Linked DNA regions of Homo sapiens: regions 1 and 3 are each linked to region 2. The links are chromatin contacts, found by Hi-C or POLR2A ChIA-PET in ENCODE. All regions are on one chromosome and are shown on one strand. Each heading gives the region's core, a stretch centred on a gene start or an enhancer-like site at or near the end of the contact. The rest is flanking DNA. Distances are from core to core; before and after follow the strand shown. Region 1 holds the start of GPR161 (G protein-coupled receptor 161). Region 2 has its middle 81 kb from the start of MPZL1. Region 3 holds the start of SFT2D2 (SFT2 domain containing 2).

Evidence for each region. A loop is a pair of places that touch in the nucleus more often than their neighbours do. ChIA-PET counts read pairs that join two places held with the same protein, here RNA polymerase II (POLR2A). Pooled maps may share reads with other maps.
Region 1: a loop to region 2 is called in a pooled map, with 4 times the contacts of the local background. The contact joins the promoter of GPR161 here to the enhancer-like site in region 2. A Hi-C loop is called at or near these places in 7 of 50 pooled maps. POLR2A ChIA-PET finds 5 or more read pairs at or near these places in 2 of 52 experiments (AG04450 and activated T-cell).
Region 3: a loop to region 2 is called in a pooled map, with 5 times the contacts of the local background. The contact joins the promoter of SFT2D2 here to the enhancer-like site in region 2. A Hi-C loop is called at or near these places in 7 of 50 pooled maps. POLR2A ChIA-PET finds 5 or more read pairs at or near these places in 2 of 52 experiments (B cell and OCI-LY7).

Annotation. Positions count from the first base shown.
Region 1 is chr1:168,135,146-168,139,242 of GRCh38, reverse strand. GPR161 (G protein-coupled receptor 161) reads left to right here and starts at 2,313. Exons shown (of 6, transcript NM_001375883.1): 1 at 2,313-2,504. RefSeq lists silencers at 1,618-1,912, 2,441-2,670.
Region 2 is chr1:167,800,906-167,804,890 of GRCh38, reverse strand. No RefSeq gene overlaps it. Among named protein-coding and RNA genes, the nearest start is that of MPZL1, 81 kb to the right of the region's middle. Within about 2 kb of position 1,395, at least 2 of the 41 ENCODE cell types and tissues checked have a DNase peak (open chromatin) inside an H3K27ac peak, as active enhancers do.
Region 3 is chr1:168,223,551-168,227,514 of GRCh38, reverse strand. It overlaps SFT2D2 (SFT2 domain containing 2), which reads right to left and starts at 1,511. Exons shown (of 8, transcript NM_199344.3): 1 at 1,373-1,511. The coding sequence starts at 1,435. RefSeq lists enhancers at 305-354, 475-554, 857-1,590 and a silencer at 1,215-1,844.

The DNA.
Region 1 (4,097 bases), core at 1,064-3,563, 330 kb before region 2:
GAAGTGACATTTAAGGTGAGATGTGAAGGGCAGGAAGGGCTTGGCCTGTAAAGAGTGGAGGAAATAACATTCCATGTGGAACAAATAGCATATTTCACAGTTTTGCTTTCACCAGTTTTATGTGGACTGCTAGACTGAAATGATATTTTACATAAAATATGTTTTATATATAAATTATTCAACACACATGTGAGGTTCAGTTGGACAAGGCCTCTCATTATCTTACTTTATAAGTCTTTGTGGATGTCTCTAAAACAGAATGGTTTATTAAACTAATTTGGGAAAGGAGAATTAGTGTGTATCTTTCTCTTTTTCTAAAAAAATATAAATACATTCTTGCACAAAATCAGTCACGTTTTTCACAATTGTCACCTATACAATGATATACGGTGAAATAATTACTTTAATAATAATTTGTCTGTTTTCTCTGCATCTGATTGAATTCTGCTCATAGCTCAATATTAGCTCCAGAAGGGAAAAAAATCTTAAGAGAGCAATTGAAAATGCATTTGTTGGCAGCAATTTCCATCCCTGAATGCACAGTAAGTTCTGAGCTTATGAGCTCAGAAAAAAGAAAAATCTTTGTGATAAATAATGCATTTGATAATGAGCAGCAGGAGAAAAAAAGTGTTTTCTGTTGAAGAGTTCAAAATGAAATAGAGTAAGTATGGGAAAAGGTTGCTCAGTATGAAGGACATCTTTCGCATCATGGATGGGTATGGAGCCACAACAGCCGTAACTGTTTATTTTTTATTCTCATTCTCACCATGCCAGTCTGTGGCATATATTTTCAGACCTTTCGTGAATACCAATTTTCAAAAGGGTTTAGTTCTCAGATTCTATGTCACTGGATGATTTACTTACATGACCTCATTTAACCTTTTCAACTCTACAGATAGGAAAGTATGAGTATCCCCATTTTATATATGAATAAGCTGAGAGGAAGGTTAACTCACTCCCTCAGGCTCATAGAGCTTAGCCGACATCTGAGTCAGTGTAAATTAAATAAATATCAGGGATTTCAAAATAAGTGTCTAAAATACTATTAAGAACAGAAAGCTTTAAGCTCCTTCAAGTGTCTGGCTTGCCGCGTGACCTAGACTCTTAAGTGGAGCGTCAGCTTCCAGTTTTTGACCAAATAAAGCATTTATCCCATAGGAATATTAAGGCACCCATTTACTTTTTTCTCCCCATTATCCCATTTGTCCCCAGAGCAATGTGGGTGTTTGGCAGGTGCCAGACAGTAAATTACTGTTCTAAATTGTGCCTCAGTGGCCCAATAATATTAAGGAAGCATCTCCCACAGTGTCAATCTGTAGACAAGGGAATAATTAATGTATTTATCAAAGCAGATGGATTTCAGAGGAATGTGAATCCTGCTCTAAGCACAGCATCAGGGTTTGTTTTTTTTTTTCTGGAGTTTAGTGAACTGGGCTTTGTAACTTCTTACCTGATTATTTTGCTGCCCTGTTTGTCCTTCCTTCTTTCCCTTTTTAGCAGTTCTACTCTGTGCTTCAACTTTTCATCCCCTTATTAAGACTGCTGCATAGAAAACGTAGGAGTCTGGAGACAGGCAGGCAAAGTGGGGAGTGAGGAAGGGAAAACAAACATTCTGAGAAGGAACTGTTCCGTCCCCCGAGCTGACAGCGCCCGCTCTTTGTTTTGTGATGACTGCTCCCTGGCCTTTTGGTTCCGAGGGAGTGCAGGGCAGCAGTGTGAAGACCTGTTTACGTCCACTCCCCACTCCCCGGGGCTGGCTTCGGGACGAATTCACTGTGGTATTAACAGAGCCCGGGACAGAGCCTGGCAGAAGGCAGATGGATGCTCGTGCCCGTCGGCTGGATGAATGAAAGGTGAGCAGCAAAGGCGATACCAGGATCGTCCACGGCGGGACTGGAGGAGGAGAATGGGACTGTGCGGAGCCTGCGGGAAGAATCTGAAAGTGTCTGTGTGATGGAGAGAGACATGGAAAAGGCGACGTCCCAGCGGCTGGAACTGGGGCGGAGGAACGGGAACAGGGAAGGCCTGAGTTAGGCACCACAAAGGTTTTCAGGAGAAAAGTGGGGCGAGCCGAGAGGGTAAGGGCGAGACAAAGAGCAGCAGCCGAGGCTGTTCGTGGGAAGAAATGGGAAAGAAGCAGCCGGGAGGGCGGGCGGACGGACGCGAAGGAAGGGGCGCGGGTGGGGAGGGGCGCCGGGAGCTGGGCGGGGCGGGGCAGTGCGGGGCGCGGGGAGGCGGCTCGGGGCTCCGGGGGCCGGAGGGGCCCGGCCGGGCGTGGGGGGGGCGGGGCGGGGCGCGGGCGCCGCAAAGTTACTTGGCCTGCGCCCGCCCGGGTCCGCGTGCTGGTGGCTGGCCCGCGGGAGGAGCGAAGCGGGGCTCGGTGGGCTGAAACCCGAAACCTCCAGTCCCGGAGCGCGGCGGGGAGGAAGGAAGCGGCGGCGGCGGTGGCCGAGGCGGGGAGGCGGCTGGGCCGGGGCCTGAGCTGCCGCGGCGGCCGCTCCTCGGTGAGCACCCGGCGTGGGGCGCGGGCGCGGGCCCGGGCGGAGAGGGCGGTCCGGATGGAGCCAGGCTAAACTCATTGTGCGAGGCTGAGGGCTCAGGGCGCGGGCCGGGAAGGGTCCCCGCCCCCACGGCGCTCCCTTTCTCCCCGCGCCCCTCTCGGAGGTCAGGGCTGTCCTCCGCCCGCACTGCGCCTTGCTTTGGAGAGCTGGAGCTCTTTGTGGGAAGATGTTGGGGGCGCGCCCCTCCCCTGCGGCCTGGGGCTTCTGAGAGGCCCACCCCATTCTGCTGGGTGCAGCCCGCCCCGTTTCTCCGGCGCCGCCCGAAGCCCCTAAACAGTCCGCTGGATGGGAGGGCGTAGGTGCGTGCCCGGGACTCTGCCGATGCGGGCCGCGCCCCCTGGGGCCAAGAGACTCCACGTCCCGCTCAGGGCAAAGGGTGTGGGGAGAAGCGGTCACGCCCCTCGGCTGGAATCCGTGAGGACCAGGTGAGCAGCCTTCTCCCAGCCGGGACTCAGGGCGCTGTCTCCCCGAGCCTGGGCGGGCGGCGGGTGGCGCGCCCAGAAGTGGCCCGGCGCCGCCGGATGGGCGGCTCTGCCCCTCAGATCTGCGGGAGGGAGATTCGGCTGGTTCTTGGAAAGGGGAGAACTCGACCAGCCCTCGGCGCCTTCTGGGCCAAGCTTAACCCCCGTGCAACCTTTGGACAAAGGCATATGGGATGAGAACGTCTGTTGGGTAAGTGGGGTGTGTCCTGTGCTTCCCGGAGGTCTGCTCACCAGTAACCACATAGCTGCGCATTGGCATCGCTTTATATCACATCTTGGAGGCTATTTTTGCTTGTTATTGTACTTTCATCCCTTTTGCAAAGTGCTTTCATAGAGCAGGTCATTTGATCCACCTCCCGGTGAAGCCGTGAGGAGGTGTGTGGTTTTGGAGGGAAAGAACCTCAGTTCCTTGATTGTCCAATGGAGACACCGATAACCTCCGGTGAGCCTGTCTCAGCGTCCTAGGGGCTGGGGGAGGATGGCCATCCTTGTGGCTCCTCCGTGGAGCCAGGCGTGGATTCAGCCTGGCTTCTTCTCCCCTAGTGACCTGGACCTCCAGATGAGTTCTGGAGAGCTACTGCTTCGGGGAATAGGCGGTTTTCCCTTATAATCTATTTTACTGCAGCCACTGGGAGCAAGTGAAGAGAGGCATTTTTCAGGCCCTCAGGGCAGAAAGAGGAGGTGGGAGGGACCTCAGGTCATAGAGACAGAGGCTCTTCAACTGTAACTGGAATGCATGGCACCCATTTCTGTTACTTCTTTCAGAGCACCTCTCTTCCGGTCCTCCTCCACACCCGTCTTATTTTATACTTGTCAGGTGCTTACAAGCACTTTCATGTACACTTTTTCATTCACACAACAACCTTGTGAAGCTCTACTAGCCCATTTGATAGGTGAGGAAACTGAGGCTCAGGAGAGATGAAGCATTCTTGCCCAGCTAGGTAAGCAGCCCAGATTGAACTCAGATCTTTTGCCTTGGTAGTGCTTTTCACGTGGTTTCCTGATGGCACACAGGTGAGTTCTTTAACTCAGGGCTTCTCCCTGCCCTGTAGCT
Region 2 (3,985 bases), core at 146-2,645:
AAATCTAAGACACCAAATGCTGGCAAGGGCGTGGAGTGACGGGAACTCTCACTCGTTGCTGGAGGGAATGTGAAGTTGTACAGCCATTTTGGAAGACAGTTTATAGTTTCTTACAAAACCAGACATATTCTTACCATACAATTCAGCAATTGTGCTTTTTGGCATGTACCCAAATGAACTGAAAACTCATATCCATACAAAACCCTGCACATGGACATTTATAGCAACTGTATAATTACCCAAACGTGGAAGCCACCAAGATGTCCCTCAGTAAGTGAATGGATAAACTGTGGTAAATCTAGACAATGGAATGTTATTCAGCACTAAAAAGAAATTAGCTATCAAGCCATGAAAAAAACAGAGAAGAACCTTAAATGCACATTACTGAGTGAAAGCCAGTCTGAAAAGGCCACATGCTCTATGGTTCCAACTATGTGACCTTCTGGAAAAGGCAAAACTATGGAGACAGTGGTTGCCAGTGGGGTGGGAGGAGGAGAGATGAACAGGAGGAACCTAGGGGAGTTTTAGGGCAATGAAACTATTCTGTACATTACTCTGAAGGAGGATTCACATCATTATACATCTGTTCAAACCCATAGAATGTGTAACAGCAGAGTGACTCTTAATGTAAACTATGGACTTTGGGTCAAAATGCCGTGTCAGTGTGGGTTCATCAATTGTATCACATGAACTGCTGTAGTGGGGAATGCTGTTAGCAGGTGAGGTTGTGAGTATGTAGGATCAGGGGCTATATGGGAATTCTCTACCTTTCATTCAATTTTGCTATGAGTCTAAAACTGCTCTATAAATAAAGTTTATTAATTAAAAACAAACCCACAAATACCTAAAGCATATGTTGACCAGCTCCCTTTCCCTCCACAGAGCTAGGATGCCTCATTCCCCAGTGCTTCCCCTGTCCTGGAAGTGCAGTGATGAGAACTGGTTTCAAAAAAAAAAAAAAAGAGGAGAGGGGAGGAGAGATGGGAAGGGGAGGAGAGGGGAGGGATGGGGGGAGGGGGAAGGAAGGAGAGAGGAGGGAGGGGGAGGAGAAAGGAGAGGAGGGGAGGGAAAGGGGGGAGGGAAGAGAGAAAGGAAAAAGCGAGAAAAGACCATACTGCAATTTGAAGGTTAAGTTCCATGTGCCTGAATCCAGAGGAGCGTGCATCAGGTTTTGCAGGAACCCTGTACTTGGTTCCGGTTCTGACTATGCCACAAACCAGTTACGTGACCTTGGGCAAGTCCCTTTTTCATCAGTTTCCTCATCTCTAAACTAAGCGAGTTGTGATAAAATCCCTTCCCTCCTCCATCTGGCTGTGATTCAGCCTCCTAACAACAGAATGGGTGTGGGCGAACCTGCTCTTGGCCAGCAGGTGGCAGCACTGGCTCCTTACTGTGGCTGCAGCCAAACGAACCATTCCTGGTCACGCTCTGGAGGCTTTTGTCTTCAGACCTGCAGCCTCAGCACTTAGCACCACTGCGGCGCCCCTCGTTACCTACAGGAAGCTTCCAGCATGACATCCTCGGGGCATCCTGGATAGAATTATTTTTAGGAGAAGGCAGACATAAATAATCCACGAAGGCTTCAGGAACAGGAATGAAAAAGTGATGATCTTTTTAAAATATTTATTTCTGTCACAACCCCCATGCCTGTCAACTCAAGGGTAAAGGTATTGTTCTCATTCTCTATTTCTCGCACTAAGACCAGTGTGCCTGCACAAACAGTAAGTCTTCAGAAAGTGTAAATTAATAAGTTCATTAAATAATATTTTCTTTTCTTTTTGAGATGGAGTTTCGCTCTTTTTGCCCAGGCTGGAGTGCAATGGTGTGATCTCGGCTCACCACAACCTCTGCATCCCAGGTTCAAATGATTCTCCTGCCTTAGCCTCCTGAGTAGCTGGGATTACAGGCGTGTGCCACCACGCCCAGTTAATTTTTGTATTTTTAGTAGAGACAGTGTTTCACCGTGTTGGCCAGGCTGGTCTCCAACTCCTGACCGCAGGTAATCCGCCCGCCTTGGCCTCCCAAAGTGTTAGGATTACAGGCATAAGCCACTGCACCTGGCCAATAATATTTTCATTTGATCATTTCAAGCTAATTCTTACAGACTACCTTAGAAGTAGAAACCTAATATTTATTGAATGAGTAAACAATATGGAGGTAAACAAAAATTACTTAACATCAACTATACTAATCAGGCTCTGCACTAGGGTTACAATGAGAAGTAAGAAACACTCTGCATGGTGGTTACCGATGTGGGCCTGGGACCACACTGGACTGGATCCAGTTGCTACTTCTTTGTGTCCTTGGGTAAGTTATTTAACCTGTTTGTGCTTTCTTTCCCTTGTTTGTAAAATGGGGATAATAACAGTATCCACCTCATAAGGTTGTTGTGGGTTAAGGGTGATAAGGTTTGGCTCTGTGTCCCCACCCAACTCTCATCTCGAGTTGTGATCCTCAGTGTTGGAGAAGAGGCCGGTGAGAGGTGATTGGATCATGGGGGCAGGTTTCCCCCATGCTGTTCTCATGGTAGTGAGTTCTCACGAGATCTGATGGTTTAAAAATGTTTGGCACTTCCACCCTCACTCTCTCTCTCCTGGTCTTCCATGGTAAGAAGGTACTTGCTTCTCCTTCGACCATTGTAAGTTTCCTGAGGCCTCCCAGTCACGCTTCCTATTAACCCTGTGGAATTGTGAGTCAATTAAACCTCTTTTGTTCTGAAATTACCTCGTCTCAGGTAGTTTTTAATAGCAGTGTGAGAATGGATTAATACAACAGGTAAAGCACTCAGAATTCCGCTGGGGGAACAGATCATTAAAACGCATAGCTATGAAGGGGCCCGGCATGCACCCTATCCTGGCTTTAGAAGGCTGGAGAAAGCTTCCTGAGAGAGGAAACAGGACTCAGCCAGGTGAAGAGCTTTACAGATTTGGGACACAGCGTTTGGTGCTGGAGGAGTTTTGGAGCCTGGGTCCTCCCACTTGGTCTGGCTGGAGTTCTCCTCAGCAGGGTGACATGTGTGTGATGACTAGAGGGCGGGCAGGAGCTGCATGCCCTCAGGCCTTATGGGGCAGGTGGTAGAGTTTGAGACCTTATCCTGCCAGCAGTAGGAGGCACTGAATGACTTTCCCAAGGAAGTGCATGGACCATATTTCCGTTTTAGAAAGACCATCACTCTTGGCCAGGCATGGTGACTCACATGTATAACCCCAGCATTTGGGAGGCTGAGGCAGAAGGATTGCTTGAGTCCAGGAGTTAGTGACCAGTGTGGACAACATAGTGAGGCCCCATCTCTTTCATTAAAAAAAAAAAGTAGGGTCGGGTGTGGTGGCTTACGCCTGTAATCCCAGTACTTTGGGAGCCGAGGCAGGTGGATCACTTGAGGTCAGGAGTTCAAGACCAGCCTGGCCTACATTGTGAAACCGTCTCTACTAAAAATACAAAAAAAAAAAATTAGCCGGCTGTGGTGACACACACCTGTTATCCCAGCTACTTGGGAGCCAGAATTACTTGAACCCGGGAGGCCGAGGTTGCAGTGAGCTGAGATTGTGCCACTGCCCTCCTGCCTGGGCGACGGAGCGAGACTTTGTCAAAAAAAAAAAAAAAAAGAAAAGTAGAAGGACCACCATTCTTTATCCAGAATGGGTTAGAAGACAGCTGAGTCAAGATGAAGACTGGGAGATAGTTGCTGTTGCAAGCTTGGAATTAGGGTGGCCTGCAAGAAAGAAGTATCAGTGGAGACAGAGATGAAGGCGTTGATTTGACAGATAATGGAGGAAGAACATATTGAAATCAGAGGTGGACTTTTTAAGGAGGATGCTCAAAATTAACAAACACATTCAGAGAGGCTAAGTAAACTAAGGACTGAACAATTTCAAGCATTTGCATGGTTCTCGTTACTTGCTAAATGGACTGTTATGTTTGTCCCTCCTGCTGCACTCCGAACCCCAACCTTTCCCCGGTTGTCCGCTCATGACGTTTCCTATCT
Region 3 (3,964 bases), core at 262-2,761, 420 kb before region 2:
TCCCATAGAATTACTCCCTCAAGGTGAAGATTCAGAGAGCAATCTTACATTCGGAGATGTCATGCTAAGTCCCAGTATCACACAAAACAAAACCGAATAAAATCAGCAACCACAAACGTGGGTGAAAGCAGCTTGCTGAGAAAGAAGAACTTGCTGAGAAACCAGAAGAAACACTGATTAGTTTCCAGTTGGCCATATCATCTTAACATCCTCATTTCACAGATGGGGAACGGAGGCTAAAGAATACACCAAAAAGCGAAGAGAAACGTTATTTTGTCATCCAAAAAGGAAAACAAAAGCTAAAAGCACCCTAAATAGAAATGCAGCATTCTGTGTGGTTCTACAACATAGGACATTAGTGGCCAGGTTTCAGCACGATCAAAACTTTTCTAATAGGCCGGGCGCGGTGGCTCATGCCTGTAATCCCAGCACTTTGGGAGGCAGAGGTGGGCGGATCACTTGAGGTCAGGAGTTCGAGACCAGCCCGGCCAAGATGGTGAAACCTCGTCTCTAGTAAAAATACAAAAATTAGCCGGGTTTGATGGCGGGTGTCTGTAATCCCAGCTACTTGGGAGGCTGAGGTGGGAGAATCGCTTGAACCCAGGAGGCAGAGGCTGCAGTGAGCCAAGATCGCGCCACTGCACTCCAGCCTGGGCGACAGAGTGAGACTCTGTCTCAGAAAAAAAGAAAAAAAAGCTTTTCTAATAAAACAAACCAACACGCAGGCAGTCTCCTGAGGCGCTGGGTGTCTAGAGACTAGTTGTGGGCAGTGTGGACAGAGACACAAGATGTGGTCCCTGTCCTCATGGGATGGGGGCAGTTTCTCACCCCCAATCACAAGGCAATGTGTACAGGGGCGGGTGGGAGTGTCACACCCTACAACCTAAACCGGACAGAAAACCAAGGCAGAGCTCGGGGCGCGGCCACCAGCCCCGTCGCGAGGTAGGGACCGCCACCCCAACACCCCAGTCCGGGTCTGGGGCCCCGACCCACCCAGCAAAGGCTCCTTCCGCCTGGACCTCGGGGCCCCCAGCCCTACCCGGCCCTAAAGCGCATTCCCCGGCCGGTGGGGCCGGGGCCGACAGCCCAGTCGCCCACCCTCCCACTCGCAGCTCAGTCCGGGGATTTCCTCCTGCGCCGCCCCCTTGTCAGGGAGGATGGGCTGAAGGGGCGCGGGGCAGAAAAGGACGCCGCGGCCACTGCCCCGTGTAGTGCCAGACCTCTTCGCGGAGCCCTGCAGAAGAAGAGGAGGAGAAGGGGCAGAGCTACCGTCCAGAAACTCCAGGGAGTCCCCGCAGGCTTCCCAGGCCCGGGCAGGGGACGCAGGGCGGGAGCGCGGCGAGAGGGGGCCGACGGCCCCGGGCTCACTCACCTCGGACAGGCCGCTCCGGTCCTCCGTGTCCTGCCCGCTCAGCACCTTCTTCAGCTTGTCCATTGCGGCCCAGTCCCCACCAGCTCCAGCTCCTCAGCGGCAGCCTGTTGCGCTCGCTAAGTTGACGGCTCTTCCGGGTGCTAGGCAGCCGCCCAGCCGCCCAGGCGCCAACCGCGGCGCGCCCCGCCCAGGCACCTGCCCACCGGGGGGCTCCCGGCATGCCCCGCGCGCCCGCGCTCGCCTCCGCTTGTTTTGGTCCCGGGGGGCGCGGCGGGCCGGAGGGGCTGGGATTGAAGACCACCAGGCGCTGCCAAACACTAATTCGGCGTCCAGAGCAGTTTCAAACCGGAACGGGCCGCGCTCCCTCGCCCTACTTGATCCAGTCAACGAATGCCGAGCACCTACCACGTGCAAGGCTCCGGAGACACAAAGACGGGGGAGAAGCCTTGTGCAGACGGGAACAAAGGCTGTGGTTCATCCATATTGCGATCGTGCCTACACAGGAAAAGATTTTCTTTTTAATCACTCAAGGCCTTAGTCTGGTGTGGTGGGGCGTGCCTGGAAGCCCAGCTACTCCGGAGGCTGAGGCAGGAGGCTCACTTGAGCCAAGGAGTTCCAGGCTGTAATGAGCTATGACCAGGATACTGCACTCCAGCATGGGCAACAGAGCGAGACTCTGTCTCAAAAAAAAAAAAAAAAAAAGTGACTGAAGGAATGTTGAAAGGAATAATAGATTGTTAAATTGTTTTGTGTTTGTACAATTGTTTTTTTTTCTGACCTTAAAAAAACTAAAAGTAGACTGGGCATGGTGGCTCATGTCTGTATTCCCAGCACTTTGGGAAGATGGCTTGAGCCCGGGAGTTCCAGACCAGCCTGGGCAACATAGGGAGACCTCATCTCTTCAAAACATTCTTAAAAATTAGCCAGGCATGCTGGCGGGCATCTGTAATCCAAGCTACTTGCGAGGCTGAGGAGGAAGAATGGCTTGGACTCAGGAGGTCAAGGCTGCAGTAAGCCATGATTGTCAGTACAGTAAGCCACTGCACTCTAGCTTGGGCAACAGAGTGGAAACAATACAAATGGCCACCAACTGATTAATGGTAAATAAAATGTGACATACCCATGCAATAAAAAAGAATGGAGTACTGACACATGCTACAACGTGGATGAACCTCGAAAACATTGTATTAAGTGAAAGAAGTGTGGAGCCCGAAAATTTGAGACAGGTCTCAGTTAACCAGGAAGTTTATTTTGCCAAGGTTGAGGAACAGCACCTGTGACACAGACTCAGGAAGTCCTGACGACATGTGCCCAAGGTCGTTGGGGCATAGCTTGGTGTTATACATTTTAGGGAGACATGAGGCATCCGTCAATATGTGTAAGAAGTACATTGGTTGTGTTTGGAAAGGCGGGACAACTCGAAGCAAAGGCAGGAAGACTCAAGGGGGGAGGGGGCTTCCAAGTCACAGATAGGTGAGAGACAAATGGTTGCACTCCTTTGAGTTTTTGATTAGCCTTTCCAAAGGAGGCAATCAGATGTGCATTTATCTCAGTGAACACAGTGATAACTTTGAATAGAATGAGAGGCAGATTTGTTCTAAGCAGTTCCCAGCTTGAATTTTCCCTTTAGTAATTTGGGGGGGCCCAAGATATTTCCCTTTCACAGAAGCTAGACACAATAGACCATATATTGTATGATTTCATTTATAGGAAATGTCCAGAATAGGCAAACCCATAGAAACAGAAAGTAGACTAATGGTTGCCTAGGGATGGAGGAGGGGAAATGGTAGTAAGAGACTAATGGGGTGATTTAAATGTTCTGGAATTAGATTGTGGTAATGGTTGCATGCACAGCTCTGAACATACTAAAAACCATTGAATTGTATGCTTTGAATTAACTGTATGGCATATGAATTCTATTGCAATAAAGCCATTTCAAAAATGCTTAGAACAGTGCTCAGTATATATTTCACAATCCATTAATATTATCTATTGTAAAATGTAACAGGCATCCACTCTTATCTTTCTCCAATGTGTCTGAGTCTGAACCCAGAATATGGGCTCCTGATTTACCTACATTTATATTTGCACATTGTGCAATTGGCCCATTACAAGGTGATTCATTGTAGCATTGTTTGTAATAGAAAAAAATTGGAAACAACTTAAAAGTTCATAAATGAGGGAAGTGCTTAAATAAATTATGGTACATTCATTCACAAGAATACTAAGTAGTCATTAAACACAGAAGAATGAGGAAGGTTTAATCAATGTCTTCAGAAGGTTTTTTCTGACTGTGCCACACCATCCCTTGAAGGATCTTTGTAAACATAAGTCTGACTCATTTGTTGCCCTGCTTAACATCTCCCACAGTGTGGTAAACTGAAAAATGTTCCCCAAAAGATACCCATGTCCTAATCTCTGGAAAGTGTACATGTTACCTTAGACAGTGAAAAGTGGAGTGGGGGTGGTATTTTGTGCAGGTAATTAAGGATCTTAAAATAGATTATGCACAATTATCCAGGTGAGCCATAAATGCAATCATGTATATCCTTATAAGAGGGAAGCAGAGGGAGATTTGACACCAACAGAAGA